Linked DNA regions of Homo sapiens: all the other regions are linked to region 4. The links are chromatin loops, found by intact Hi-C in ENCODE. Cell type or tissue: gastrocnemius medialis. All regions are shown on one strand. Links, peaks and the distances in the headings refer to the core of each region. The heading gives the core; the rest is flanking DNA.

What was found. Hi-C counts contacts between places; a loop is a spot of excess contacts. Peaks named below come from ENCODE experiments on the same cell type or tissue, not always from the same donor. Only the 100,000 strongest peaks of a DNase experiment are listed, where the experiment ranks them.
Region 1: a loop joins it to region 4, with 12 times the contacts of the local background. A loop is called at or near these places in 37 of 110 quality-filtered maps.
Region 2: a loop joins it to region 4, with 19 times the contacts of the local background. A loop is called at or near these places in 99 of 110 quality-filtered maps.
Region 3: a loop joins it to region 4, with 16 times the contacts of the local background. A loop is called at or near these places in 3 of 110 quality-filtered maps.
Region 5: it touches region 4 in a loop (9-fold over the local background); 50 of 110 quality-filtered maps call a loop at or near these places.

The regions. Positions count from the first base shown.
Region 1 is chr1:166,972,637-166,978,931 of GRCh38, forward strand. It overlaps ILDR2 (immunoglobulin like domain containing receptor 2), which reads right to left and starts at 2,904. Exons shown (of 10, transcript NM_199351.3): 1 at 2,587-2,904. The coding sequence starts at 2,632. LOC124904449 (a long non-coding RNA gene) reads left to right here. Exons shown (of 3, transcript XR_007066714.1): 3 at 1-111. It also overlaps a transcript of MAEL not described here. RefSeq lists silencers at 2,754-2,803, 2,864-3,153, 3,274-3,323. In gastrocnemius medialis, for the core only: no CTCF peak of the experiment used is centred there; DNase peaks (open chromatin) are centred at 3,015 and 3,295; H3K4me3 peaks cover 1,405 bases; H3K27ac peaks cover 214 bases; H3K27me3 peaks cover 1,055 bases.
Region 2 is chr1:166,907,789-166,914,083 of GRCh38, forward strand. It overlaps ILDR2 (immunoglobulin like domain containing receptor 2), which reads right to left. Exons shown (of 10, transcript NM_199351.3): 10 at 399-6,295. Among named protein-coding and RNA genes, the nearest start is that of TADA1, 35 kb to the left of the region's middle. In gastrocnemius medialis, for the core only: a CTCF peak has its summit at 2,790 (motif pointing right); a DNase peak (open chromatin) is centred at 2,783.
Region 3 is chr1:166,783,890-166,790,184 of GRCh38, forward strand. It overlaps the pseudogene FMO11P. Among named protein-coding and RNA genes, the nearest start is that of POGK, 52 kb to the right of the region's middle. In gastrocnemius medialis, for the core only: no CTCF peak of the experiment used is centred there; no DNase peak of the experiment used is centred there.
Region 4 is chr1:167,056,721-167,063,015 of GRCh38, forward strand. All of the region lies in intron 4 of GPA33 (glycoprotein A33), which reads right to left. It overlaps GPA33-AS1 (GPA33 antisense RNA 1), which reads left to right. Exons shown (of 6, transcript XR_922249.3): 2 at 1,587-1,707; 3 at 3,908-4,026; 4 at 5,951-6,043; 5 at 6,268-6,295. Among named protein-coding and RNA genes, the nearest start is that of GPA33-AS1, 7.2 kb to the left of the region's middle. RefSeq lists an enhancer at 488-607. In gastrocnemius medialis, for the core only: CTCF peaks have their summits at 696 (motif pointing left) and 2,609 (motif pointing left); no DNase peak of the experiment used is centred there; H3K27ac peaks cover 259 bases.
Region 5 is chr1:166,880,616-166,886,910 of GRCh38, forward strand. No RefSeq gene overlaps it. Among named protein-coding and RNA genes, the nearest start is that of TADA1, 7.5 kb to the left of the region's middle. RefSeq lists enhancers at 3,099-3,600, 3,601-4,100. In gastrocnemius medialis, for the core only: a CTCF peak has its summit at 3,868 (motif pointing right); no DNase peak of the experiment used is centred there; H3K27me3 peaks cover 1,320 bases.

The DNA.
Region 1 (6,295 bases), core at 819-5,818, 84 kb before region 4:
AGCCTGGAGGAAAAAACTGAAGTGCTGATTAGAAATCGCTCAGCTTGCATTAAAAAAGAGAAACAGGAGGAGAAGGGAGAGGAGGAGAAATAGAGAGGGAGTGGGAGAGAGATGGTGGGGAGAGAAAGGGAGGGAGAGGAAGAATGAATGTGGTTTTTTTCCTGGCTCTCTGTCTCATTTTTAATCTGTTCTTCCCTGTCTCCCTTCCTTTCTACCACCCCCTCAAAAGAGAATTCATTGATTGGGCTGGACTAAAATTTCTCACCTTTCGTCTCATGGTTCTCTGTGAAGAATGAGTCTGAATTCATCTCCTCCTTGTCTGCTTCTGTCTCCTCCCTCCCCTCCCCAGCCGCCATTGTTTGCTCCTCTACTTTGCTGAGGCTGAGAGGCAGCTTGTCTGTCCACACCTCTGACAGCAGTGATGGGATGAGGAGAAAGCAGGAGCAGGGAGCAGAGGATGATCAATGGGATCCCAGGAGTCAGTCTCACTTTTGGAGCAAAGAATCCCCAGCCATCTGACAGCTGAGCTGGTCCTGATAACTAACCTGTTGCCTGATTCCAAGCAGAACAGCCTCTCCAGGTGCAGGTGGCAGAAGGCACAGACAAAGCCATCACCTCCCTCAAAACAAAAATAAAACAAAAAGCCCTCCAGCAAAAAGCCCAGAGAGGCAGCTTAGGAGAGGGCAAATGAGACTGGTCTGGAGTTTGAGAGAACTGGAATCTAGTCCCTAATCAATCATGAACGTGCTATGTGCATATTGCCTCTCTAGGACTCCATCTCTATAAACTGAGAGGGCTGAACTACAGTTCCTGTAGTACCCTCCAGTGATATGATTCCATTTCATAAAAAGCTGTGAGCCATCTAAAGAGAGCTCTATGTTTCCCTTCTTCTCTCACTCCCTGCAAACCCCCAGAGTACTTCTTTTAGGCAGACCCCAGCGTGTCTGTAAAGAGCACCTCTGACTCAGGGACCCCTCCCCCCCCCCCCCGATGCCTGGCTGACTTCAGTGCTGTTGTGATACAGGCTCAAGGACTAAGTGCCCTGAGAATATTGATAACCGAGAGTAGAGGCAGATTAAGGATGTGAAGAATCAGTGAGGGTGGGAGTGGAAGGCACTGGGAGGCCAGGGGAGCGGGGTGGCATGGATCAGCCAAACCCTGAAATTAGAGATGATTCATATCTGAATAATGTGGGAGGGATGAACTCAAAGCAGCCAAAAGAAGAGGCTAACTCTGCTGAGGATGCCTCCCCCAGCCTAAACCCAGCAGTGGGGCAACGGCAATGTTAGGGGCATTTCATTTGAAATGGGAAAAATATTTAGGCAATGAAGAATCTTATTCTGAAGCTAAGGGAAATGGGGTATTTGCCTTTTCTTGCTAAATGTATTTTACCCCCTTTACATGACTTGTTTTAGCTATTTTAAGCTTGTTCCCCTTTGCCTAGTGCCTTGATTTTGTCCAGATCTTCTGGCTGGTGATGCTAGAGGTGACAAAACTTCTCATGTGGTACTATTGTCCCTTTTCTCTCCTGCCTTCCACCCCCATCCTGTCCTCACCTTTCTGATCCCTTTTTCCATTTCTTCCATCATTCTGCCTCCACCTTGATTTGAATGGTTGCCTCTGACCCAGTCCAAGCTATCCAGACATTCCTCACCCCCATCCTACTCCCTTCAGCAGGGCTGCTTTGTGAATCTCTCAGGGCTGGCCACCCCAAGGCCCTGTATCCCTATGGGAATCGGAATCCTCATGTGGGGAAATAGGTTAAGAACAAGAGCATCTACTGACCCCAGCAGAATGGGGAGAAAGTTCACCAAAAAGGAGGGGAGGGCACAGAGGACCCAGCTAGACCAGTGACTTTGATGCTGGGGAGAAGCCCAATGCCTCTAAATCTCTCTGCAAATTATCTTTTAGGGAGCGGAGAGTGCACCTATTAGAAAGGCTCTTCTGCTTTCTAATTATCATTTGGGACCACTCCCCAAATGATACCAAGTAAGAGAGAGCCAGGCTCTAAACTCCACAACCAGTGAAGGTTCCATCCCCATCTTCTTCCCAACCTCCAGTTCCTTGCACCCTCCAGAGAGCCACAGAGAGAATGCCCTGGGTCCCCCTCCTTCTCTAGGGAAGAAATTAAGGAGACAGTCCTCTAGCCTCCACCTCCAGAAAACCAGTTCATTTAATTAATCAGCTCCCTCTGAGCTTCCTTTATTCCAGCCAGGCTTTTCACAAGACTCACAGCATTACAAACTCAGGATAAGACCGAAGGAGAACCGTTTTATGGAGGGGAAATGCATTCGAAAGAACAACCTCAGCGCCAATGAGTCAAACACCTGCATCTAGATGCGTCTCACTTGTCATTGGGCTTCTCCCCCGCCGCCCCCATCATTCTCTCTCTCTCTCTCTCACACACACACACACAAACACATACACAAACACACACGTTGCCCCCTCCCCCACTTTCCACCAGACCGCTAAGCAGCTTTAAACATGGTCAGTAAGGAGGAAAATGGGGGGGCGGGGGGCGCGGTGAGAACAGAACCACTACAGGAATATACAAAGTTATTCGTTTCTGTTGAAAAGGACTCTTACCTGTTAGCCAGAAGAGAGAAATCCACCTCAGCAAGACCCTATCCATCTTCCCCAACTTCCCAGCCGAATTACGGAGTGAGGAAAGTGGGAAATGGCTGGAACAGAAGGATCGCTGTCACCCCGCGGCAGCGGGCGGCGGCGGAGCGGCGGGCACCGGGCGTCCCTGGGCGCAGCGCCCGCCGGGCCGGCCGCGCAGGCGGGGCCGGGGGCTGGATCGCGCCGCCGGCTGAGCGCGCGCTGCCGCGGGCTTCCGGGGTCCGCGCAGCGCTCGGCGGCGCATCCGCATGCCCAGGCAGCGCGGCACGGGGCGAGCGTCTCCCCGCCGCAGAGCCCGCCGCGCGGGGGAGCTCGGCCGCCGCACCGCCTCCCGCGCCTCCGCCCCGCCGCCCGCTGCCGCGACTGCCAAAGTTTCTCGGTCACGTGCTGGCCCCCGGCGGCCCAAAGGTCAGCGTGGAGTGATTGAGGCCACGCGGAGAGAGGGGGTCTCTGGGTGGCAGGCAGCGAGAGGCGCGGGGGAGGCCGCCCCGCGGGCCGCGCCGAGCGGGGAGCGACCATCGCGGCTTCTCCCAGGGACGCCCGCGCTCGGGAACCCGGGCGAGAACGCTGGCTGGGGACTCGAGCAGGGGAGCCTGTGTCTGCGGGCAGCCACAGCCAACCTGAACGGGGAGAGAGTGACAGCGGCGAGGGTGGGGGACGGCGGGGACTTGGCGTAACTTCTTACAGGACTTAACTAGCAAGTCCTCTAGGCTAGAATGTTCGCTTCTGCGGTACCCCCGCCCCTCCGTCTGGTTTCCTTTTTGACAGTGCAAGGAACCAGGCAAGAGGCTCCGCAGAATTGAAAAAGGTAGGCGGGAATCTCGCGTCATTACTTTTTCCTGTTAAAATATGAGGTAGAATAAGGGCATCCGGCCCTTTAACAGAAAATATGTAAAACCAGAATGAGATAAATGATTATAACGGCTTAAATCCATCCAACACTTTATAGATTCCAGCACGCATTCACATGGATTATTCCTATTTGTCAGACGGATTTGTCTTGTGTCTCAAAATGTATGTGTTGAGAGAGAACTGAGAAATGTATGATTTGCTTAAGAAATATATTTATGAAGCCTCTACTAGGTGCTAAGAACTAAGGTTACAAAGTGGAATGAGATAGACTTCCTGCCCTTAGGAGCCTCATCTTGGGTCGAGGAAAGGGAGGAAGGTCAGACCATTAAAGACATGATACTTATTCCTAGTAAAACGGGGCAAGTGCAATAATGGAGACATAGAGAAAGTGCCTTGGGAACATAGAGGAAGGACTAAGTTAGTCGTGGGTGGGGAGGGGGCACCACGATAAAGGAGGGGTAACATCTGAGCTGGCATTTGCAGAAAGCACAAGATTTGAGCCATTCAAGGATCCCTGGTGGAAAGGGGGCAGGCGAGGGCATTCTGGGCAGAGGAAAGAGACATAGCAGAAAGGTCTCAAGTAGCATCTGAAAACAGAGTGGTGCCAGGCTGGAGGGGAGTTCCTGGAGCAGACAGACTCCACACCTAAGAGTGAATGTGTACACAGACAGGGAGAATATGTATGTGAACATGTGAGAAATGGGAAGAATAGACCCTGGGCAGCTGTCTTTTATGGCTGCCTGACATCTCAATTCCCTTCTTATTCTGAGAAATTCCAACTGCAGAAGCCAGAAAGTCTAGAGCCACCTCCCTGACCATCCCAGCTGGAATGCAGGCCCGGGCCCCTGGCATAGCCAGGCTGACCTCTCCCTCAGAGCTTTTTGATTCTGGAGCAAGTGGTGGATATAAGAAACAAGGACAGTGGAGAATTGATTTTGTCACTGAGGCAGCAGCAGCATCCAGTGTACATGATCAGCTGTGGCAGAGGTCAAGCCACCAGGATGCTCCAAGGTGTGATTTTTGGCTGTGGTCTTGCAGGCTCTCTGGGTTCTAGCCTCTCTTCTACACTTGGCTCTTCACTTCCCCAGCAATTCTTTGAGCCACCCAATATCCTTTCATAAACTCTTTCTTTGCTTATTTTGGCCAGGATGATTTTTTCATGCTATGTACTGCATGAGAGAAATTTGAGGACTATTTCCTTTCATATACAGAAAAATAAAAATATAGGAGGTACCTAACACTTGTGGGTTTCCTTTAGGTTCTAGGCAGAGTTCTACATGTTTAACAAACCTTCTCATTTAACCCTAAAGAGGGAACTTAGGCCCAGAGCATTTAACTAACTTCTCTAAGATCAGGCAACTAGTAAGTGGCAGAGCTAGGATTTGAATCTGACTCTAAAGCATATACTGTTTGCACCACAAAAAGAACATCTACACCAGAAGATTGAGATGATATATTTGTATTATGCTGTGCCATTTACTGCATCTATGTGTGTGTGTCACAGTGCACAAAAGAGCTTGAATAGTGTTTATTATCTAAGCACACATAACAGTGGCATTTTGGCCAGGTGCAGTGGCTCACACCTGTAATCTCAGCACTTCGGGAAGCTGAGGTGGGCGGATTGCTTGAGCTCAGGAATTTGACCAGCCTGAGTAACATGGTGAAACCCCATCTCTACAAAAAATACAAAAATTGCCAGGCGTGGTTGTACATACCTGTAGTCCCAGCTACTCTGGAGGCTAAGATGGGAGGACCACTTGAACCTGGGAGGTTGAGGCTGCAGTGAGCTGTGACCACGCTACTGGACTCCAGCCTGGGTGACAGAGTGAGACCCTGTCTCAAAAAAAATGGCATTTTATGCAAAACTTGGACATATGAGCAAGTTTATACATGTGAAAAATGGGAGATGGACTGAGTGAAGGAAGCCTGGATGTGTATATGAAGTGGAACGTGAATGCCCACAGAAATGAACTCATGTCTGCTCAGAGGAGGTGTCTGTGTAGTTGAATCAGGAGACTTGGAGAAGAGCTTGTGCCACAATGAATCATAGAATGCAGTTGCCTTGTCCATCATCCCAGAAATGTGTTTTCCATGTAGTGCCCTGCATGTCTACTTTATAGCCAGAGAGGTACACATGGTGTATCCTGAATCTTCCTGAGTGAGTGGCGCCCAGGCCATCCTGAAGGGGATGCTAAACTGGAGTGAATCACAATGTGTGCCCCTCCATCACCTTGCACATGTTGTTACCAAGGTGATGAAGGGTTAATATAAATTTTGAAATATATGTAATGATTCAAAACATGTAGCCTAAGGGATGGAGGTGGAAAGAGGATGGGAAAATGGTGTTATTTTGCCATATTGGTGGTGGGTGATGGGATATGGCACCCAGAGTCCCAATGTGGTTTCTGAACTTCCAGTATCAGGATCATATTACTGTGTTTGCTTAAACACAGATTCACAGGCTCTACTAAGAATAATGAGCTCAGAAACTCCAGGTGGAGCCCATAAATCTGCAGTTTAACCACTTTCCCCAGGTGCTTCCAATGCACAGTAATGTTTAAGAAGCAATACCTATCTTTTTGTTCTCCTGAGAAGCTGTTGAGCTGATGTTTTCTAATGAGCCTTGTATCTGGTTAAGCTCCAGTTGTTCATTCATTCTGACCTAATAGGACAGGACCCCAAATAGAGAGATTGATTCATCACAGCCAAGGAAGGGGTCTGGCTCTGCAATACTTCAAACTTTCTACTGCAATGAGACAAACATGTCACAACAATGACCTGTATGGGACCAGAACAAGATTCCCAGGAAGCCACAGCTGGG
Region 2 (6,295 bases), core at 820-5,819, 150 kb before region 4:
CATACATAAAGGCTACAAATTAAATGGGAGCTCACCAAAGAACAACCAACTCCCAAAATGCAGGGTTTCTGATAACCATGTTAGAGAAGGCCGCTTTGGTCTGAAGCTGAGATGCAAAGAAAGGACTCTGCCCAAGTCACATGTTCTCCTTCACATGAGAGAAGGAAGCACAGACGTGCTGGCCATCCCTGAGAACAGGAAGTGAAAGGTGTAGGACCAGAAAAGAGAATGTGGGGTGCGTAAACACTTACTTTACACTGGGAAATGTGGCATGATGAACTTCAGACACTCAAGGAATCCAAGTAGTTCTCCTTTCCTGTTTATACAGAAAGGAATGAAGAGGTGGATAGGTGTCTTAGTCACTTCAGGCTGCTGTAACAAAAATACCATAGACTAGGTGGCTTAAATATCAGAAATTTATTTCTCACAGTTCTAGAATCTGGGAAGTCCAAGCTCAGTGCACCAATACATTCAGTTCCTGGCGAAGGTCCTTTTCCTGGTTTGCAGACAGATACCTTGCTGTATCCTCACATGGCAGAGAAAGAGAGGAAGTAATCTCTCTCCTGTCTCTTCTTATAAGGACACTAATTCCATCATAAGAGCTCCACCCTACTGACCTAATCACCTCCCAAAGGCCTCATGCCCAAATACCATCACATTAGGATTAGGATTTTGACATAAAAATTTGGGGAAGACACAAAACACTCAGTCCATAGCAACAGAGAAGCAAAATGTCCCCTGTTCTATGGAACTTAGAGAGGAAGGGAGAAGCACCTTGCCCAGCATTAAGTATTTTTCTTGAAACTGTCTGGAACCTCTAACAAAAAAAGTAGAAGGTGAATAATTAGGAGACAACAGGAAGTAGGAGACAAGAAATGAGGGTACCAGAAGAATCCAGGGAGGAGACGAAAGGTCCTAATGAAGGCAGTGACACAGAGATGGATTTCTAAATTCAGAACGAGACAAGTATAACCAAGGACATTCACTGGTATATGGAAGGCTCTGGTAGGATTTGTCACTGAACTGTGGTAAAAACAGCCTCCCTGAAGCCTTGGGTTGGAATAATACGTGTGAGGGAATTGGCAACAAAAGGAAGCCGGAAAGGCTGGTTGTTCAGGGCTCTGTGGCTGCAGATAAAGAATCTTTTCGGATGCAGTAGCAGATAGCTGTTGGTGTTGTGTATGTGTTTTGTCTGCCCAGCATCACTATTCTCACTTCTTCTATTAATAACAACTCTCTTCTCTCTTTGGAGAAATCTTCCTATCCCACTATCCAGTCCATCGCAGTCTCACCTTCCTGGTCATAAACAGACTTGCCACATCTCTGGCCACATGATTAGCTCAGATATGGGCACATGACTCAATATGAGTTGACTGCAGTCTTTCTCCAGGATTGTTCTCATGAGTAAAGCCTTTTGCCTGCTTGGTCAAATGAGCTGGAAAGTTGTGACTCTCAGACTGCTAGTGGCTATATTCCTGCCTTTTGGAGTAAGTCTATCCTCACTGAGAAAATGTATTGATGTAAAAACACAAGTAGGTGTGGATGATGGACAGGGAATCTTAAATCTTACTACATTGAGACCCAGGTTTGTTCTCAGTTCCTACAGCTCTTCCAGCCTGTGAGCTACTCCAGGATCTCTCTAATAGATGAGCTCCATTTCTCCTTTTCTTGTTCTTAAGCTAGTCTGAGCTATCTTCCTGTCATTTGCAACCAAAAATTTTTTTACTAATACAGCTGCCAAAGGAATGAAACATAAGAGGCTATCGCCTTGGCCTGAGGGAATGAGAAAAGCTAGGTGCCTAAGTCATACCAGCAACAAAAAGAGGCTGGGAGGGTGGGGTTGTATATTAATGTCCATTATAATTTAACTACATTCAGTTGAACAAAGCGTTTTTCCAAAAACAAGGTTAATAGAAATTGACATATATATGTGTGTGTGTATACATACATATATATATATATATATATATAAATATATATAAATATATATATTTATATATATATATATATATATATATCCTTCTAGCTTTGCTCTACTGGACATTAACGTCTCAGAGAAAGAAAAAGAGCCAGAAAAAATCCACTGTGGCTATGCTTCTACACAAAATTTGTAACAAAATGTGAGAAAATATCTCCAGAGAGCAAGGATTGTTTTAAAAAAAAGTAAAGTGTTTTAACATGTCTGGAATTTTCTCCTCTGCTTGGTTTTTAGAGACAGTGAGAGAGAGAACAAGAGACAGAGAGATTGATTCATCTTTGTACAGCTGAAGACTAGGGAATGGACTATTTAGGTCCTTTGGTTGTACAGTTTGATGACACGGTTTTTGCTTGTTAAAGAGAAACTGGCTTCACCATAATTCTGCAGAATCAGAGTCCTGACCTGACTTCAGAAAACAATTGTAATTCCATGGTGTTAAAAGCACACTTTAAAATAGCTTTAAATCACAAAAGGCATGCACCTAAATCCCACTTGATCCCAAGCAAAAACCTCATGGTTTTCCCCACATTATATCCACAGAAGCCTGCCTCAAAAACATAATATGGCAAGTTCTAAACTTGCAAAGTGTAAGAAAAACATATCACTTTTAAAGAAAAAATTCCTAATGCACTTAATTTGTTTTTCAAAAGCCAAATTCATCTATATAAATTCATATATAGCATTAAAATAAGCTATATAAATTCATATGTAGCTTTTCCCTTAAGTAATGTGAGGCACACCTCCATCCAATACTGGAAGGTTAGCAATAGAGTCACTCTCTTGGATGTGTGCCACTAGATGGCGTGTCAGACCAACTCACTCACCTCTAAGCAACTTCCTAGCTACTTCTACACCTCATGCCATTTTTGGTGAGTCATCTTAGGCCACCTGATAAGTATTCAGGAAATGCTTATAACCAATTCAGCAGAAAATATAATTTTCACCTAAGTGGTGTGATGAGTATGATTAGGATGTCTCTGCCAAGATTTTCTAAGAGAACCTGAAATTAGCCTACTTCTTATTTCTTGAAATGAAAGCATATAAAAATTGGATTAGAATTAGATAATCATAGGGAAAAATGAATTATTTGTTTTGCCTAATTTTAATCCATCCTATGAGTCTAGTCCTTCCTTGCTGCTTCTTTTTTTTCTTGTCTTTTTAAATTTTTACCTTTTTGTGGAGGATGGGATCTCACTATACTGCCCAGGTAGGTCTTGAACTCCTGGCTCAAGCTATCCTCCCACCTTTGTCTCCCTAACTGTTGGGATTTCAGGTGTGAGCCACAGGGCCCGGCCTTCCTTGCCTCTTGAATGAAATCTACATCCATAATTTATTTGGCCACTCTTAACAATTAACAGCCTTCTGTTCACTCTTAAACCCTAAAACAGTCTATGTCTATAATTAAGACAGCCATTCTCTTATATTATCAAACTCTAAAGAATATGTAAAGTTAAAGCCTCTTGCCCTCCCCATCTTAAGATTTTGTTTGCAGTCTACAGGTTGCATTAGAAAGAAATGCACAATGCGTGTATGTGTGCCTTTTTCATTTTTTCCCATTTAGCACACTTACTTCTTCCTTACTCAATCATTCACTCTTCCTGGCTTCCCCAGGGTTGCTGTGTATATATAGAGTCATTATGGAGAAATGTAAGGCAGATAAGGAGCAAGAAAGGTTTTTCTTGACTGGCACAATGTAATATGGCATTGCACCACACATGAGCTTAAAATAAAAAACTATAAAACCCATAAAGAAACAAAAAACTGTGAGTGAAAGTTAGCAGAAGTAACAAACTCTAAAAGTAGACCCACAAAGACTGTAGATATTGGAATTACTGGATATAAAATTTTAAGTTAGTATCTTTAAGATATTCAGATAAATAAGAGGGCATTGTAAAAAAAAAAAAAGAGTAAGTCACAAGACAACAGGGACTATGTAAATTTGAAAAAGAACTAAACTCCTAGAAATGAAATACATATTAATTAAAATTAAAACTCAAATAAAGGAGATTAGAGCTAGCTGAAAAGAAAATTAGTGAGCTGGAAGATAAACCTGAAGAAATTTACCTGAATAGGGAATAGAAAACACAGAGAGAGGAAATACAAAATATAGATTAAACAATATGGGGCATAGAATGAAAAAAAATCTAACAATTGGAATTCTCAAGAGAGAGTTTAAAAAGAAGAGGAAATATTTGATGTGTTAATATAGCTGAGAGTTTTCCATATTTAATGGGAAATCCAATCCACGGATTTAGGAAACACCACAAATCCTAATTTGGATAAATAAAAAGAAATCCACACCTGGTCACATGTTAATTAAACCAAAGAACACTAGAGACAAAAAAATCTTTAGAACAGTCAGAGAGACCAGACAGATTAGGAAGGATAATTAAACTGGTAATTGACTTCTTAAAAGCAAAAATAAAAGTCAGAAGGGAGTGTAATAATAACTTCAATGTCCTGAAAGAAAATAACTATCAATCTAGAATCATAATCAGTGAAATTATCTTTCAAGAACAAGAATGAAATAAAGACTTTTACATCAACAAAGACTGATGAGTATCCTACCAACAAATCATTACTGAAGTAAACTTCCTTCAGAAAGAAAATATTTCAAAAGGAAGATCTGAAATATAGGAAAAAAAGATGTGTAGAAAAAACACGTGGGTGATTCTAAACAAATACTTTATAAATAAAAACAAAAATATTTTATAAAGCTGAAAAACCTAAATGGAATTAAAACACAAAATAATACAAAATCCAGAGGTAATCAAACTGTTTTAGAGTCTATCTTTAAGTTAAATCTACATGTTAACATTTTTAAGTTAACTACTTAAAAAAAATTGAGCCCAGATGCTTCAAGCAAAAACAGATTTTCTGCTTGACAAGGCCACTAAAATCTGGAATTCCCTTGAGAGGGCTTAGCCATCCAAAACAGGATTAATAGTTCTCAGAGGTATTTATCACTTCTTTTGCTAACAAAGGTTTTTAATTGCCTCCTCTTAATTATGGTGCTGTGGAATTTCTCAAATCTTAACAGAACTTGAAATGTCCTCCCACGAATAGCTTCCTTCCTCCCTTCCCCAAGTGTAATTTCTAGCAGGCATATGCTTGTGCCCCTCTTGGAAATGAGCTAGGTACCATCACCTTATCCAACCACCTTTCCTACCCTTCATCTCCTTCTGAATGTTACAGTCTGTGGAGAGCAGTAAGAGTGACAACAGAATTTATCTAGCTTATTACAATCTGTAAAAGCATACCTTTTGCTCTGTCAGTACCAGCCCCCTCTGTAACCCCACAATATGTATTCCTCTATTACTGTACTTACAACAATCAGAGAAGGACATGTATCATATGATTCTTTCTCTTGCTGAGGCCATTTAATGTCAGATCATGATTAACCATAGTTGTGTTAATTATGAGTTCTTGGTAACAAATGTAGGTAAGAATTCTTTATTACGTTTAAAACATTACAACCAAATTCAATTTGTATGTCTGACACAGAAAAAAAAAGTCATGGACAACAGTAATACAAACATTTCAGTTTTGATGTCACAAGGCACAAAGACAACTGACAGGTGGCCCTCACGAAGCCAACTTCTCACCCTTCTCTGTCCCACCCTCCTACTCCCTTGTTCTTTATTCTCACACAGCAAATTTCTTATGCAGTCGTGTCTAATACTTTTGTTAATAAAATGGCTTTTCCTTAAAGCCAAGGTAAAAGAGAAGCTATCTGTGTCTCTTTTAGCCTTCCCAGAAGAAATGAGTCAGACTAGTTACTTCATGGCCAGCCCCACCAAGAAACTCTAAGAAAAATTTAGCTAAACTACTATATCTTTTTCCTTCTCACATTCCTTATTCCTCTATATCTGATCCCTCTTAGTTCTACCTAAAATCTTAAAATGTAGTGAAGATGCCAGATTTTTGCTGTTAAGCAGCTTCTGCCTGGAGTTCTGAATCCAGATGAATCTGTCGTTTCATTCAGAAACTTCTCTGCAAGAAGGATTCTCCAGAAAACCTGAAGCATATATTACCCCTCACAGCACAGGTGATGAAAGTGAGGCTCTCAGCTGGGTTCAGTGGCTCATGTCTGTAATACCAGCACTTTAGGCAGCCAAGGTGGGAGGATCACTTGAGGCCAGGAGTTTGAGACAAGCCTGGGAAATATAGCAAGACCCCATCTCTACAAACAAACAAAATTTGCTGGACGTGGTGGCATATATCTGTAGTCCTACCTACTTGGGAGGCTGAGGGAGGAGGATTGCTTGAGCTAGGAGTTTGAGACTGCAGTGAGCTGATAGCACCACTGCACTGCAC
Region 3 (6,295 bases), core at 622-5,621, 270 kb before region 4:
ATTTGATCTTCAATCACTTCTGCTTGATCGAATCAGCTATTGAAGCTTGTGTATGCTTCACAAAGTTCTTGTGCTGTGGTTTTCAGCTCCATCAGGTCATTTAAGCTCTTCTCTACACTGGTTATTCTAGTTAGCCATTCGTCTAACCTTTTTTCAAGGTTTTTAGCTTTCTTGCAATGGGTTAGAACATACTCCTTTAGCTCAGAGAAGTTTGTTTTACCAACCTTCCGAAGCCTACTTCTGTCAACTCATCAAACTCATTCTCCATCTAGTTTTGTTCCCTTGCTGGTGAGGAGTTGTGTTCCTTTGGAGGAGAAGAGACATTCTGGTTTTTGGAGTTTTCAGCCTTTCTGCTCTGGTTTCTCCCCATCTTTGTGGTTTTATCTACCTTTGGTCTTTGATGCTGGTGACCTACAGATGGAGTTTTGGTGTGGATGTCCTTTTTGTTGATGTTGATGCTATTCCTTTCTGTTTGTTAGTTTTCCTTCTAACAGACAAGCCCCTCAGCTGCAGGTCTGTTGGAGTTTGCTGGAGGTCCACTCCAGACCCTGTTTGCCTGGGAATCACTAGCAGAGGTTTTAGAACAGAAAATATTGTTGCCTGACCCTTCCTCTGGAAGCTTTGTCCCAGAGGGGCACCTGCCTGTATGAGGTGTCTGTCAGCTCCTACTGGGAGGTGTCACCCAGTCAAGTTACACGGGGGTCAGGGACCCACTTGAGGAGGCAGTCTGTCCGTTATCAGAGCTCAAATGCCATGCTGGGAGAACCACTGCTCTCTTCAGAGCAGTCAGGCAGGGACATTTAAGTCTGGAGAAGCTGTCTGCTGCCTTTTGTTCAAATATGCCCTGCCCCAAGACATGGAATCTATAGAGGCAGTAGGCCTTGCTGAGCTGCAGTGGGATCCACCCAGTTTGAGCTTCCCTGCTGCTTTGTTTACACTGTGAGCATAGAACCGCCTACTCAAGCCTCAGCAACGGCAGATGCCCCTTCCCCCACCAAGCTCCCGCATCCTAAGTCGATCTCAGACTGCTGCATTAGCAGTGAGCAAGGCTCTGTGGGTGTGGGACCCACCAAGCCAGGCACAGGAGGATATCTCCTGGTCTACCAGTTGTGAAGACAGTGGGAAAAGTGCAGTATTTGGGCAAGAGTGTACTGCTTCTCCAGGTACAGTCACTTATGGCTTCCCTTGGCTAGGAAAGGGAAATCCCCCAATGCCTTGCCCTTCCCAGGTGAGATAATGCCCTGCCCTGCTTCGGCTCACCCTCCGTGGGCTGCACCCACTGTCCAACCAGTCCCAGTGAGATGAACCAGGTACCTCAGTTGGAAATGCAGAAATCACCTCTCTTCTGCATCGATCTTGCTGGGAGCTGTAGACCAGAGCTGTTCTTATTTGGCCATCTTGGAAGCGACCCCCCTTTTTTTTGTATTTTCAAGACAAGGTCTCACTTCTGTTGTCTCACTCACATCTGTGCAGTGGCACAGTCATGGCTCACTGCAGCCTTGACATCCATGGGCTTAGGTCTTGACCTCCCACTTTAGCTTCCTGAGTAGCTGGGACTACAGGAATGCACCACCATACCTGGCTAATTTTTGGATTTTTTCTATAGAGACACGGTCTCACTATGTTGCCCAGGCTGGTCTTGAACTCCTGGGCTTAAGTCATCCACCCACCTCAGCCTCCCAAAGTGCTAGGATTACAGGTGTGAATCACTGTGCCTGGCCCAAAGTCACTTTTAATTGCTAGATATCAATATTTCTCAGAGAACAAACTCACCCAAAGCTGGTTAATCCTTTGGAATTTCCCACTGTCCACAACAGGTTACCACAAACACTGGAAGGATAGACTGATGCAAATCTATGTATTCTATTAAAATATTTTAACCCAAAGTTCCCTGTGGAGGAATATAATTTGATGCATTGTTATTCTTCCCAGAGACATTTACTTAGCTCCTTTCTAAATAAAATTTACATTCACTCCCTAGAATCTCACTTTGTCTTACAGATTTCTCACCCATCAGGTTACTGTTAGTGATGATCTGCCCAACCACATAATTTCTAGAAGAGTGCCGGTAAAACTGAATGTGAAGGAGTTCACCTGGACATAGACCATCTTTGCGGATGGCACTGAAGAGAACATTAATGTTATTATCTTCACCACAGACTACACCTTGTCTTTTCTTTTCTTGGAGGATGGCTCAGCAATCCTGGACAGCCAGTGCTCCATGCTGAATTTTGTGTTCCCTCCTAGCTGGAGAAGGCAACACTTGTTTTCACTGGCTTACTGCAGCCAGGAGGAGGCACTATTCCCATTTTAAAACTTCAGAACCAATGGGCTGTACCTGTATTTAAAAGTATGTCTTGCCCTACTCAATATCATAGCAGAGTGGACTTCTGACCACATGGTATAATTTGAGAGGCACCCAGATAAACCAGAATGCAATATATATTCCTGTCAGTCCAGATTCAATATCTGAAATGCAACAAACCCCATTTTTCTTGGGTTTTAAAGACTTATCAGTCTTCACTAGCCCCTCAGTAAAATACAATCCCTCTATAAGAGCTTATATGTTAAATCATTTTCAGATTGGTGGAGCTTATTATCCGATACTTTCCAGATATAGCCACTGGTAAAAGTTAAACACTGTGGGAATAGACACAAGGTAAGTCTGTAAGTAGTGAAGGGAGACTTCCACCACAAAGAAAGTTGAGGGACTAATGGAATAATTGAAAATATCTTTTTAAAATTTTTATTTTAAGTTTGGGGGTACATGTAAACATGTAAAGTTTTGTTAGATAGATAAACACCTATCACAGGGGTTTGTTGTACATATCTTTACCTCACCCAGGTATTAAGTCCTGTACCAAATAGTTATCTTTTCTGCTCCTCTCCCTCCTCCCACCCTCCCCGCTCAAGTAGACCCCAGTATCTACTGTTCCCTTCTTTGTGTTCATACGTTCTTATCATTTAGCTCCCACTTGTAAGTGAGAATATGTGGTATTTGGTTTTCTATTCCTGTGTTAGTTTGCTAAGGATGATAGCCTCCAGCTCCATTCATGTTCCCTCAAAAGACACGATCTTGTTCTTTTTTATGGCTGCATAATATTCCACAGTGTATAGGTACCACATTTTCTTTATCCAATCTGCCATTGATGGGCATTTAGGTTGATTACATGTCTTTACTGTTGTGAACAGTGCTGCAATGAACATACACATACATGTGTCTTTATGGTAGAATGCTTTATATTCCTCTGGGTATATACCTAGTAATGGGATTGCTGGGTTAAATGGTAGTTCTGCTTTTAGCTCTTTGAGGAATCACTGTACTACTTTCCACACTGGTTGAACTAATTTACACTCCCATCAACAGTGTATAAGCTTTTCCCTTTCTCCACCATCTTGCCAGCATCTATTGTTTTTTGACTTTTTATTAATAGCCATTCTGAGTGGTGTCAAATGGTATCTCATTGTGGTTTTGACTTGCATTTCTCTAATGAGCAGTGATATTGAGCTTTTTTTCATATGCTTGTTGGCTGCATATGTCTTCTTTTGAGAAGTGTCTGTTCATACCCTTTGCCCACTTTTTAATGGGATTGTTTGTTTTTCTCTTGTAAATTTGTTTAAGTTCTTGTAAATGTGTTTAAGTTCCTTATAGAGGCTGGATATTAGACTTTCTCAGATGCATAGTTTGCAAATATTTTCTCCCATACTGTAGGTTGTCTGTTTACTCTGTTGATAGTTTATTTTGCTGTACAGAAGCTCTTATGTTTAATTAGATCTGATTTGTCAATTTTTGCTTTTGTTGCAATTGCTTTTGGAGTCTTTGTGATGAAATCTTTGCCTGTTCCTATGTCCAGGATGGTATTGCCTAGGTTGTCTTCCAGTGTTTTTATAGTTTTGGGTTTTACATTTGAGTCTTTAATTCATCTTGAGTTGATTTTTGTACATGGTGTAAGGAAGGGGTCCAGATTCATTCTTCTGTATATGGCTAGCCAGTTATCACAGCACCATTTATTAAATAGGAAGTGTTTTCCCCATTGCTTGTTTTTGTCAGCTTTGTCAAAGATCAGATGGTTGTAGGTGCCTTAATTCTGGGCTCTCTATTCTGTTCCGTTGGTCTATATGCCTGTTTTTGTACCAGTACCATGCTGTTATGGTCACTGGAGCCTTGTAACATAGTTTGAAGTTGGGTAACATGATTCCTCCAGGTTTGTTCTTTCTGCTTAGGATTGCCTTGGTTATTCGGGCTCTTTTTTGGTTCCATCATTGGTAGTTTGATAAGAATAGCATTGAATCTGTAAATTTCTCTGGGCAGTACAGCCATTTTCATTATGCTGATTCTTCCTATCCATGAGCATGGGATGTTTTTCCATTTGTTTGTGTCTTCTCTGATTTATTTGTGCAATGTTTTGTAATTTTCATTGTGGAGATCTTTCACCTCCCTGGTTAGCTGTATTTCTCATAATTAAAAATTCTTTCAGCCCAGGTACAGTGGCTTGCACCTATTATCTGAGAGCTTTGTGAGGCCAAAGTAGGAGGATTGCTTGAACCAAGGAGTTCCAGAACAGCCTGGGCAGCATAGCAACATCCCATCTCTACAAAATTTTGAAAATTAGCTAGATGTGGTGCTATGCACCTGTGATCTCTGCTACTTCTAAGGCTGGTGGAGTGTATTGCTTGGGCCCAAGAATTTGAGGTTACAATGAGCTATGATTGTGCCACTGCACTCCAGCCTGGGCAACAGTAAGACCCTCATCTCTAAAATAATAATAATTATTATTATTCTAGTAAACAGTTTGGACAAAAGTAAAAATTCTCATCTCTCAACCCTTTTCTCAATCCCACATTCAAATACAATCCCATTGAAATTAAAATCTGATCATATGAAAGGGTCGAAATGAAGTTATACAAAGTTGACTGTTATTTCTTAGACCTAGAATAATTCTAGAAAAAATTCCCATATTATTCTTCCAATTCTATATAATTACAACTTATAACTACAGACATGCTTGGCTAACTGGTCAAGCATAAATTCACACAAGTATGTATTATGTAGGTGTTTTTAGAATGAGTTCTTGAGCTGTGATTTTTTTATCCTGTATTAGGAATGACAGTAGAAAAGTTGTAGAGTAAGAGGTATGTTGGAAGATGACAAAAAATAACTGGGTGACAGGTCAGATAAACTTTTTTGGAGATAACAGAACCATCTGAAAAAAATGTCAAACTATAATGAATTAAATGCCTGCTGTATACATAGCATTATATATACACTATAATTAAGTATTTATTTAAAAGAGTCAAATTTTAATATGGGAACTTGCCATGAAAAGAAACACACAGTGCATATTTTTGAAAAGTAAGGAATCCATTTGTAAAATGAACACTTTCCATAAGAGGAAAATGATGATGATATCTATTATTTTCCATAAGAGGAAAGGATGATAATATCTATTTCACACACTGTGAGAATTAAATAGATAGCTTATGTAAATTTAGCACTTGCCACAGCGTCTGGCTAGAATCAACCTCTAGCCTTATGTCCTGCTACTCACTTGTCTAAACTTGTGCTTCAAATTACATTGTCTCTAGAAAACTTTGCACGACAAGATTGGGTTTGTAAGATTGGGCTCTCCAACATCCTTATTGCCTAACTTCTGGGAGTTGCTTGTTGGGAGAGTAGAGCCAGACTTTATGTGTTGGCAGGGCTCCACCTCAGAGAGCAAAGGCCATCTTGGAAGCGACCCCCACTTTTTTTGTATTTTCAAGACAAGGTCTCACTTCTGTTGTCTCACTCACATCTGTGCAGTGGCACAGTCATGGCTCACTGCAGCCTTGACATCCATGGGCTCAGGTCTTGACCTCCCACTTTAGCTTCCTGAGTAGCTGGGACTACAGGAATGCACCACCATGCCTGGCTAATTTTTGGATTTTTTCTATAGAGACACGGTCTCACTATGTTGCCCAGGCTGGTCTTGAACTCCTGGGCTCAAGTCATCCACCCACCTCAGCCTCCCAAAGTGCTAGGATTACAGGTGTGAATCACTGTGCCTGGCCCAAATACTATATTAACATATTGTATTTGCCCAGTGTGTGCAGTGAACTGTGTTAAGCACAAAAAATAATAATAAAATAAAATAAAATAAATCCTTCTTGCCCTAAAGTCAAGTTGGGAACAACAGGCAAGCAACCAATTAAAATGAACAATGATAAAGACAGGCATCTGATAGAGGTTTGCAGTCACTATGGAAGATGGAAGGATCAAAGAGGCAACCCTCATTCCCTCTGACTTGGAGGAAAG
Region 4 (6,295 bases), core at 677-5,676:
GTGTGTGATGTATGTGGTGTGTGTGGTGTGTGTATGGCGTGTGTGTGGTGTGTGTGGCATGTGTAGTGTGGTGCGTGTGGTGTGGTGTGTATGTGGCAGCGTTTGTAGTGTGTGTGGTGAGTGTGTAATGTGTGTGGTGTGTGTGTGGTGTGTGGTGTGTGTGGTGTGTGTAGTGTGTGTGCTGCATGTGGTGTGTGTGGTGTGTACTGTGTGTGGTGTGTGTGGCGTGTGTAGTATGTGTGGTGTGCAGTGTGTGATGTGTGGTGTGTGGTGGGTGTAATGTGTGTGGTGTGTGATGTGTGGTGTGTGTTGCATGTGTAGTGTGTGTGGTATGGGGGGTGGTGAATGTGTGTGCTGTTGGGGTGGGACGGAGGCAGACTGTCTAGACTCTTCCTCTACATCTGCCGCCACTTGAGCAAGCCATTTAACTTCTTTGAGCTGTAGGCTTCCTTCGGAAAGCAGGAGTGAAAACACCTGATCCTCCTGAATCGAAGAGAACGGACCAGAATATCTCATGGAAGACCTTTCCCCTCAATCTATCATCCTATGAATTTCTTCATCTTGAAAGCAAGAGCTTTGTGCTTGGGCATATGTATATGTCCTGCCATCCAAGATGCTTTGTTATAACTGCTATTTTGAGAGGAGCTGGAGACCTACCTCCTCTAATTTTGCTGCAGAGCCAGCCTTGCCTGATCCCTGCTGCCACCAGGTGGTTACACGCCATCCCTAAGAGACGCTCTAAATTGTAAATACGATCCTGTCACTGCTCTGTTCAGACATTTCAGGGGCTGCCCAGCAACCACTAGACGTAATCCTCAGTAACAAGTCCAAGCTTCAGGTCACAGATCTGGCCCTGTCAATCATACCAGCTTTGCCTCTTGCCACTTGGTGCTAGGGGCAAAACCAGGGGAGTTGTCCTCTCTCCGCCCCACCGTCACTTTCCTGCAAGATTGCATCTCAAGATTTTCCTTCTCCGGATGTGCTGCTCAGTACACATCCTCAAATGTGATGTCCTTTCATCCTTCCAGCAATCCTCAATATTTCAATCTCCAATTCATGGAGTTAACTGGAGGCTTAAAGAAGTTAAGTGAACTGCTCAAGGTCACAAAATTAAGAAATTATAAAACAGGAACAAAAATCCTGTTTCAGGTCTAGAACTCCCTGGAGCCATTGATAATTTTCTTTTAAAAATTTGTGGCCGGGTACATTGGCTCACGCCTGTAATCCCAGCACCTTGGGAGGCCAAGGCGGGCAGATCACTTGAGGTCAGGAGTTCGAGACCAGCCTGACTAACACAGTGAAACCCCGTCTCTACTACAAATATAAAAATTAGCCGGGCATGGTGGTGTGCGCCTCTAGTCCCAGGTACTTGGGAGGCTGAGGCAAAAGAATCGCTTGAACCTGGGTGGTGGAGGTTACAGTGAGCTGAGATCGCACCACTGCACTCCAGCCTGAGTAACAAAGCGAGATTCCATCTCGAAAAAAATATGTATAAAAATAAAATTTTGTATGATAAAAGCAATGTATGCTCCTTATAATAATTTATAAATGATATAAAACTATTATTTCAATTCAATTCAATACAGAAAATCTTTAGCTGCTGATCACAGCTATAAACGAGATGAGGAGGGTCCCTGTCCTCTTGGTGTTTCCAGTCTCCCAAAGAAGACAGACATGAAACAATGATGGTTACAGTTCAAGATGGAGGTACTATCTGAGCTTATGGCAAGGGGTTTTAATCTCATCCAAAGGGCCAAGGAATGCCTCTTTAAAGAAGAGAGAACAAATAAAAATCATTCATAATTCCATCACCTATAAATAACACTTTGATTTGGTGCTATTTTCTTTCAGTCTTTTCACTTGTACTTTCTTCAAATTCTTCCCTTGACCCCCAGGACACTACTCTCTGGATGCTCATTCTTCATAAAATGTGTCCCCTTCTATCCTAGAATTCCACGCCTCAGTATGTTTTCTGGAACATTGTTTACATGTGATATTAACATGCGGCATGGAGAAGGAGTCCCTAAAAAAGCAAGTTTAGGAATCACTGAGTTAGGATTAAGTAATCTTTCTAAGGGCAGCACTTTCAGAGCTCCTACAATGCTGTTGAGCACTGGGAACTTCTGACAGCGGGGTGTGGTATTCATGCTCTCATTTGCTAAATGAATCGGATTTGTTATTTTTAAGAGGCATCTTGAAGGAACACACTTTAGGAAATGCTCTATGGCCCTGGGCATACTTAGGAGGTCTAGAGCTCATAACAGATCCCCACCACTTAAGAGTGTGAAGCTCGGACTCTGGATTTAGTGTAGGCAGCACACTGCAGACAGTCAGGACTTTTTTAGTTGTCAGAGTCCAGCTTTGAGCTCTAGGCCTTGTTTAGGGTGGGGAACATGGGGTTTCCTAGTCCAATGAGTCAGCGCTATCCTCCCCCAGTTCCCTGATGCAAACCGTGTGCACTGGAAGCTGCTGGGATGAACCAGTGCAGGTCTTGTGCCACAGGACCTTCTTTGATTCCGAGTTGGGGCTCCCAAGCCCCTTTTCCTTCGGAAAGGGACTAGTAATTTCTGATATCCGGAGAAAACTAATGTTTCCGCTGCAGTGGCGACACCTTGTGGTCAGAAAGGGGAATGCACAGGACGGTCATACGCTTCCCACCTTCCTCTGCTCCAGCTGTGGAGAGATTCCCCTCAAGAGAACCTCCTGTCTCACCAAGACGCTAATGTCACGTTGACAAGACCTAACGTTTCCGCATCCCCCCAACCCCTACCCAATCCTGTAGCTTGTCGACAAGCCCCTGCTGCCACCTCTCTCTCACAAAGGGCCCTCACGATCCTCCTTGGACTGGTCCCCACCCTTCACAACCGCCTCCCCTTAAGTGCTCCAGGCCCCAGAACTACCCCCTCCCCCACTTCCTTGATATCCAAATTCCTGTTTCTTCAGTGCATGAAACTCAGCTTCCTGGGACACAGCTTACAAAGTCTGTTCAGAGCTATTACACATGGGATCTCCTCTCATCCTCTTCACAGCTTTTGGGGAATCCCAGTTTTTTTCAAAGGGCAGTACTAAGGGTCCGAGAGGCTGTGAGTGACTCACAGCTCCAAAGTGGAGAAGTCAGGACTTCTTGTTTCCTGATTCTGGATTCCCTGTTCTTTTCACTGCTAGCTTGTTTCCACTGAGGGTTTAGTCAAAGGAATGAATCTCTAATGTTGGAAATTGTCTTCAGATGTAGGAGAGCAGAGGTACCCTCCTCTCCAAATCGTCCATGGTGGACTGAAATGTTTTAAAAGCCAGAAATAATTTGGGCTGACCCACAGAGGAAGAAGAATTAGCAGATTCTCTCTATTTATTTTTTGTTTGTTTGTTTTGTGTTTTTAAGATAAGATCTGGCTCTAGTGCCCAGGCTGCAGTGGCACCATCTTGGCTCACTGCAACCTCTGCCTTCCAGGCCCAAGGATCTTCCCACCTCAGCCTCCCAAGTAGCTGGGACTACAGGCACACACCACCATGCCAGGCTAATTTTTGTATTTTTGGTAGAGACAGGGTTTCACCATGTTGCCCAGGTGGGTCTCGAACTCCTGTACTCAAGCGATCCACCCGCCTCAGCTTCTCAAAGTGCTGGGATTACAGGCATGAGCCACACTGCACCTGGCCAGAATTGGCAGATTCTCCAAGGCTCTGCAAAGCAGAGTGGAAACGAAGGCTTTGAGAACTCTGCCCTCACCCCGCAATGTCTCCAGATGCCAGGGCATGTTGTTATGGACATTAACCATATTCTTTTCTGTCACCTGCAGGTCCCCATTCTGACTCAGCAAATCTTAACTAGAGACAGGATAAAGCTTTCACAAATTAAAGCTTTCACAAATTAAAGAAGCAATTCTCTTTTCACCTCCTTTCCTGTCCTCAGGATTCTCCCTTTTGGATAATGAAAGAACTAAGTTTTGGCTTCTAACAACCAGAAGAGTCTCCCTGTGGAGGCAGGAGAGAACTGCAGCTGGGCTGCCCCTTTGTGAGGCTCCTCAGAAGGTACCCGTGGCTTACAGGGCAAAGACGAACCTCCCTAGCGTAACGCACAGGCTCTTCATGATTTCTCATCACTGTGTTTCTTAACAAGAGTATCTCCCACCATTCCTACACCTACACACGCACCCTACCCCTTAGCCACACCAGACAGTCATGATTCCTTCCTGTTCTCCATGCCAAGCCTCCTCATCCTTGAGGACCCAACTCAAATAACAGCTAATAACACTTAGCATTAAATGAGTGCTTACTGCCTACCAGGCACTAGTCTCAATGCTTCACATCTACTTTTATTTAATCTTCACAACCCTATGAAGTAAACACTAGCATTGTACCCATTTCATAGACATAGAACCTAAGGCACAAAGAAGCTGAGTCACTTGCCAAGGTCATACAGCTAACAAGTGTCCGAGCCAGGAGTCAAGCCCATGGCATGCTCTTAACCACTGTCGACTCCAATACCCACTCCTTGGAGAAACCTTCTTTGATCTTCTTATGCATCTTCTGTGTTACATCACCACTGGGTATAAAGCTATTATAGCATCTGCCACCTGTAACCTTCAGCTTTGGGTCTCCATATACACACTTTGCAGGAAAGAAGATCAGACACTACCAGTGTCCACAGCACACCTACCATGACCATGGCTGGAGTCACTAGACTATTCATAGGCCAGAGAGAGGAGGCCACAGAGCCCCCGGGGAGCTGCCAGGTGGTTTCAACAAAAATTCCAGACACACTCGATAAAAAGTTGCCAACCAGAAATACGTAAACACAACTGGAAGCTTGTTGAAAACCTACATTACATTGACCTATTTTAAGTTAGGTCGAGTGGATTCTACTAACTGTTTTTTTTTTTTTTTTTTTTTTTTTTTGAGACGGAGTCTCGCTCTGTTGCCCAGGCTGCAGGCTGGAGTGCGGTGGCGCGATCTCGGCTCACTGCAAGCTCCGCCTCCCAGGTTCACGCCATTCTCCTACCTCAGCCTCCGGAGTAGCTGGGACTACAGGCGTCCGCCACCACGTCCGGCTAATTTTTTGTATTTTTAGTAGAGACGGGGTTTCACCGTGTTAGCCAGGATGGTCTCGATCTCCTGACCTCGTGATCCGCCTGCCTCAGCCTCCCAAAGTGTCTACTAACTTTTTTAAGAAGTCGATTTGCCCCCAAACGAGTGATAAAGCTCTTCCTGGATTGAGTGCACCCCCAATGTGTGCATCCGTCCGGCTGGGCTTATCCAGGACACCAGATATTCTTCCCCCGGGTCCTCATCCCCACCCCCGGGGCACCTCATCTTCTCAGAAGAGCTGTGTGCCCTGCTGGCTTTGCTTTCCACCTCTGGCCTCCTTTTCCACCTACACTGAACTGAAAGACCTCCCAGAAGCTAAATCGGATGGACACCTTTCAGGCCTTGTCTTTCTTTTTAAAAAATATTTTATTTATTTTATTTTATTTTACTTTATTTTATTTTATTTTACTTTATTTTATTTTATTTTATTTGAGGCAGGGTCTCGCTCTGTCACCAAGGCTGGAGTGCAGTGGTGTGATCATGGCTCACTGCAGCCTCGACCTCCAGAGCTTAAGCAATCCTCCCACCTCAGCCTTCTGAGTAGCTGGGACTAAAGGGTGAGTCCTGCCATGCCCAGCTAATTTTTTAAAAATTTTGTTTGGAGACAGGGGTCTCACAATGTTGCCCAGACTGGTCTTGAACTCCTAGCCTCAAGTGATCCTCCTGCCTCAGCCTCCCAAAGTGCTGGGATTACAGGCATGAGCCACGGCACCCAGCAAGCCTTGTCTTTCTTGATCCTCAGGAGCAGGGGTGGCACTAGGGGCCCTGGGACTCCACCAGGGTATTTCCACACCCATTGGCTCTGGGTGTGGAAAGGATGGTAGGATTTTTATATAGCTCTTTCTTTTTTTTTTTTTTTTTTTTTCAGTTTCCTGACTGAAAGGTCCAATACCAAGCTGCCCAGTACAAAACTGGTCTCCTGGCAACTATAGCTGAATCCACCATCGCCTCCCCTAAGAAGGTGGGACCCTTACAGCAACATGGTGCTGTCGTTGTGTGGAGCCATAAAACGGTGGTGTGTCTGGGGCAGCGGGGGTCCGTGACGGCTGAGAGGGACCGGCCTGGATAAGGAATGGGAAAGTTAAATTCCCCACCTTTGCGTGGAGCCCCCGAGTTAGACTTGGGGTCTCAAATGTATACTTCAGGACACAATCAAATTAAAATCCTACCCATGCTTTTGCACAGAGTGCTTATCAGGGCACGTTCATCCAAG
Region 5 (6,295 bases), core at 810-5,809, 180 kb before region 4:
TTTTAAGGCTAATAGTATTCCATTGTGTATACACACACACACACCTCCCACATTTTCTTTATCCATTCATCTGTCAATGAACATTTTGGTTATTTCCACATCTTGGCTATTGGGAATAGTGCTGCAATGAACATAGGAATGCTAATATTTCTTTGAGATCCTAATTTTAATTCTTTTTGATAAATACCTAGAAGTGGGATTGCTAGATCATATGGTAATTCTATTTTTAATTTTTTGAGGAACCTCTACACTGTTTTCCATAGTGGCTGCACCATTTTGCATTTCTGCCAACAGTGTACAAGGATTTCAATTTCTCCCCATCATTGCCAACACTTGTCTTTTGGATTGACATTAAGATTTGATGTTGAAGGAGTTCTGAGATGTTCCAGCTCCGAAGATTATATAGTTATTATTCTGTCTTTATCCATTATATGATATTTAGATTTAGTTTAGTTTTTTTAATAAATCATAGACTCCTTCTTTACAGTGGCCAGGGCCTAGCATAGCAAAAATATTTGATTGACTTTCTTACTCCACTTACCCATTACCATTGACTCATTAGCCTTCTCAAAGCACTGTCAGCAAATGTGCGAGTTGTTTCCATTTCAGACATCAGCAGCTCTGCTTTACTAGAAGGACTCTTACAGTTCAGCTTTAAAATATTATTAATCATATATTCAATTTTCTTGTTGAACTTATAACATTGGCTGTAATTTGTAATACTTATATGTATGCTGTGGTACATAAGGTACACGCATATGGTAACTATACATATGGTACCTATACATATGGTTATACTGTGGTACATGGTGGCTCAAACTCAACATAAATGTGTGTTGGAATTAAATATTTTAGAAAATTCTATGTAATGTTTTCCTCCTCTATATCTGCATCAGTCTACAGATTTTAATATAGTTAAAGGTTATAAACATGGAATATATTAGGCCCTAGTAAAATTTATGGTTGAAAATAAGTTGAGAGTCATCTTGCCCTGATACTACATCTATTTATTTTATGCCTGATGGAAGGAGGTAAAGAGGTTCTTAATCTTTTTCTTTCAAAGCTATGGATCTCACTGCCAGTCTGGTGATACCTTTGGAGTCCTTCTAAGAATAATGTTTTAATGCATAAATAACGTAGGATTACATTTAAAACAATTTTATTGAACACAGTTCTATCATGGGCCTTTTTGGGGCCCATGGGCCCCAGCTTAAGACCCTCTTAAGTTTTATAGGTACTTGTCTTAGTCCATTCAGACATCTACAACAAAATACCACAGTTTAGGTGGCTTAAACAATTGAAACATTATCTCACAGTTGTGGAGGCTAGAAGTTTCATGTTTGGAAAGGTTTGGAAAAGAACCCCTTCAGACTTCTGTAACCACGTAGCCAAATAAAATTTGGAAATTTTGAAGCCTTTGATCACTACTCAGAATGTGGATAAGAGCTTCTCTACAGTGCTAAAAAATATATGTTTGTATAGTGACGAAGGTAAAGCATTGGAGAAATCTTTGGCACTCTCGGCAGGTAGAGATTCCAAACTGATGCACTGTCACTGAAGTTGCTACTAACATAGCAAGACTATGCTCGATGAAGACTAGACTACTGACATCACCCTCTGGAAGAAGGGAAAGCCACAAGTGCTGATCCAGAAAGATGAATTGCTGTCTGGTGTCGCCCTGAAAAATCTGACCCCAGGGAAGGAACTTGATAAATGAATTTCAGAAGATTTGGCCAGATTTGTTGGTGGAAATGTAGGAGGTGGTTCACTGTCTGGAATTACAGCCACAATTATACCACACAGCATTCTCTATCCTTGAGAGCCAGGACTTTCCCCAAAGTAAGGCGTTCAGTCTTGCATCTTTTGGAGATTTATGCCTAATTTCTTTTACAAATGTTGTTCTCGTGAAGAGATTTTTTTTTTTAAAGGCAAGGTCTAGGTCTGTCATCCAGGTTGGAATGCAGTAGTGCAGTCTCAGCTCACTGCAACCTCCTTCTCCCAGGCTCAAGTGATCCTCCCACTTCAGCCTCCATCCAGCGTAGCTGGAACTACAGGTGTGCACCAGCATGCTCAGCCAATTTTTAAATTATTTTGTTGAGATGAGGTTTCCCTATACTGCCCAGGATAGTCTTGAACGCCTAGGCTCAAACGATCCTCCCACCTCGGGCTCCCTAAGTGGTGGGATTACAGGCATAAGCCACAATGCCCAGCCTCCTATTATGTTGTCTAATTTGATTTGTTGGGACTTCGGAATCCAATGGAGGCAAAATAGCATGGTGTTAAAGTGCAAACTACAGAGCTAGTTTGCCTGAGGCTTGAATCCTGGCTTCTTCTAATTTAGCTGTGTGACTCTGAGCAAGTTACTTAATCACTCTGCCTCAGTTTCCACATCTGCAGCGTAGGGATAGTAATGCTACTTCAGGGTTCTTGTAAAAATTAAATTATTGTAACATGTAAGAGTACATGAAAGCCTTGGCATAGTGCCAGATGTGTAGTAATAGTCAATATGTCATAGCTATTATTATGCCTATCTTGTGTATACTGACATTGCTAAACTCCTTTATTATTTCTAATAGTTTACCGGCAGATTTTTCTTAGATATTCTATCTGGGCAATCATATTGTCTACAGATTAGGAAAAGCTTGCCTTTTTCTTTCCAACTCTTAGGCCTCTTTTTTCATTTTTTGATTTTTGCATTGGCTAGACCAGCTTTGTCCAATAGAACTTTCTACAATGATAGAAATGTCCTAGAGCTGGGTTCTCCAATACGGCAGCCATGTATGGCTATTTAGCACTTGAGATACAGTTAGTGAGACTCAGGAATTGAATTTTTAATTCAATTTAAATTTAAATAACCACCTGTGACTAGTGGCAACAGTATTCAACAGCTCAAGACTAGAACTTCCATTGCAGTGCAGAGCATTGGTACTCACGGTGGGCCTCTTGGCAGAGCACCTGGCTTTCATGGCACTCCTCACATTTCACCAGGAAGTATGATGTTTGTTGTACATTTGGAAAGTCACCCTCTATTCCCAGTTTGCCAAGAAACAGAACCAATAGAAAAAAAGTGTGTGTGTGTTTATTATCGCTCATGAGATTATGGAAGCTAAGAAGTCCCACCATCTGCCATCTGCAAGCTAGAGAATCAGGAAAGCTGGTGGTATAATTCAGTCCTAGTCCAAAGGCCCGAGGAATGGAGGCGACTGCGGGAAGGTGAAGACACGGCTATAAGTCCTGCACTCCTAAGGCTAAGGAGCAGGAAGCCCCAGACCATGGGCAGTGAGCAGAAGGAGACGACGTCTCAGCTCAAGAGAGAGAATTGGCCTTTCCTCTTTCTTTTTGTTCTAGTCAAGCCCTCAACAGATTGGATAATGCCCACTCACTCAGGACAGGAAGGACATCGCGCACTTTCAGGCCGGCTGGTTCGGTCTTGGCCTCGTTGACTTATGTTGACTCTCAAGGGCCGCCACCCAGGCACCTGCCCAGGTGCGTCCTAGGTTCTCTCAGGTTCAGGAACTCACCGGCTCTGGCGGCGCGGGCGGCGCGGGTGGCCCTTGTCCCTCAGGAAGGACTCTCCCTGTGGTCACCCAACTCTAGGCGCTCACGGCCTCTCAGCTGGAAAACCCCGCCGCCTGCAGAAAGCGGGTGTGGGAGGATTAGTTGGCTTTGGGGTCGGGATGGGCGGGCGGCACGGTGCTGCTCTTAGCACTAAAGCGGCTGTTGTCCGAGAAACGAAGCGAGAATGCAGAGCTGGCCCCGGCGCGAGCGAAATGTCTCTGCAGCAGCACCGCTTGCCTTCGCTAGAGGAAGAAGAGACGGCCCTGAGCGCAGCATCACCTCGGCCGGTTGGAGTCTGCCCGGCTGCCGCCAGGGGGTGATGCGCCCTCACCTTTCCTCCAGGATGCCCGGGATCCCAAGGAGGGTCGTGGGTCTCCGCGTCCCAACCTGGAGCCTTGGCCCGGGATGATACCCTTGGCCACCGGCAGCAGGTCTCTGGTGGCCACCTGACGCTTGAGCATTTCTTCTGCGGACCCTGGGAAGTCCTACCCCTTGGACTCATAAAATATCTTGGTTGTCCAAAGGTGCCACTTTCAGACCCTCCAATAACGGCAGGGATAGACTCAAAATCATTGACATATTACAGGCAGGGTTGTTACCTACAGGAAGAAATTGACGAATTGTCACATTTGGGGACAACCTGGGAGCTGCGGACCAAAGGGGCCTGACAGCAGTTGAGTGTAAAGGCAGGGCATACAGAGGCCACCTGTAGAGTTTACCCTCTCCCCCACCCTACCACCCACCTTGGGTCCTGAGTGAGGAAGAGAGTAGAGTGCAACCCATTGTGAGCTCTTTCTCATCAGGCTCTAGGAAATAACAACAGCTGATATGTACGAACTCCCTGCTACGAAGTGGGTCTACTACATTACCTCCTTTAGCCCAAACCATAATCCAGTGAGGTTTGAATTGCTGCTATCCCCAGGCCATAAGTGAGGGAACTGAGACTCAGGAAAGTTCAGTTGCTCTAGGTTACACAGGAAGTGGCAGAGTTAAGACTGGAACCTAGATCTCACTGACACCAGAGTCCATTTTGCCACAATAACCACAAAAATATGTTAACTCCAGTGAGCACTTAATATCTGCCAAGCATTGTACTGAATATGTTTTTTGGCGATGATTTAAAATCCTTGCCACAACCCCCCACAAGGTAGGTACTACTATTGTTACTCCCATTTTACAGGGAGATAAACTAAATCATAGAGAGTTAAGAAAATTGCCCACAGTTACACATCTAGTAGAACTGGACATAAGCCCAGTAAGCCCCATTCCAGAACTCATACTCTAGCTACCATGTTCTACTGCTTACTCTAGTGTGAGTGCCCCTGTCCATTTCTTCCTAAAGATTTCATCTGAGACAAGCTGGAATGGTCTGAAAACTCCCTGATGCCCTCCAACCAATGTAGCTGATGCCATCCTTTCAACCATCCACATTCTACTACACCTCCCTGCAGCTCCATGATTTCTGCACACTGTGGGGATGGAGCTCACGCATGCCCTGCACCCACATTTTGAGAGACTCCCCCTCTACAGGCTGCACTGTCCTCACTAGATGCACATCAGATAGGTAAGAGATTTAGGCAGAATAATCTTTTTTGTTTTCTTTTTCTTCCTCTCCCTCCTTCCCCTCCTCCTCCTTCTCCTCTTGATCTGTCACCTGGTTAATTTTATTTTTTATAGAGATGGATTTTTTTTTTGGAGACAGGATCTTGCTCTGTTGCCCAGCCTGGAGTACAATGGCACAATCATGGCTCACTGCAGCCCTCGATCTCCTGGGCTCAAGTGATCCTCTCACCTCAGCCTCCCAAGCCGCTGGGACTACAGGTGTGTACCACCATGCCCAGTTCTTTTTTTTTCTTTTGTAGAGATGAGGGGACTTTCTGTGTTGCCCAGGGTAGTCTTGAACTGCTAGGCTCAAGCAGTTGGCCAATCTCAGCCTCCTAAAGCGCTGGGATTACAGGTGTAAGCCACTGTACCCAGTCCTGTCTTTTTTAATTACAAATATATGACACCTGAGTTTATTGCTTTCCCCAAGTTACCAATTGTTTTGTAGAGTACAAACCTAGAAAATAGTATCTGAATGGTTGACCCCAGTTCAAGAAGATGAGGCAGGTCTCACCCACATGAAACTAGGACTACTGCAATTTCCATATGTTATTTAAAATGGACTTTGTGGAACTGTACCTTTATGGTAGATCCTAACCCAGCTGGCTTTGCTCTGTTTCCTAGTAGGATTTGCGGGGCTTGCAACTTCAAACAAAAAATTCCAGAAGTGTGCCCTTTGCTACTTCTGCATTATTAGAATCTGTTGGAAGCCTGTGATGTTCCATTTGCCTGTGAAGAGGGTGACAGCTGGTGTAAACCAGGGTCATGAAATTTGGCTGCTTCCATGGCAGTGATTTCAACCTGAGGGATGACTACCCAATACAAAATAGTAATGGCGGTCACTGCTAGATATAACGGACTCCTGGGTAGCCTCAAACCTCAAAGTACTTGTATTGCTTTAGGCCTGCATGGCAGGTTTTTGCAGAATGCCAATAATAGGAGCCTCAACCTTTTCCACTATATGCAGAAAAGAGGACAATGGAAAGAAGGAACTGTCTGTGTATGTTCTAATGCCAAGCAGAGCCAGCTTCTCAACAGATAATAATGATGTTAGGAGACATTTATGAAACACTTAACATGTCCACACAAATTAATGTCTAGTCTATTCCAACAATTTCCATGTTAGGTAGGGGAT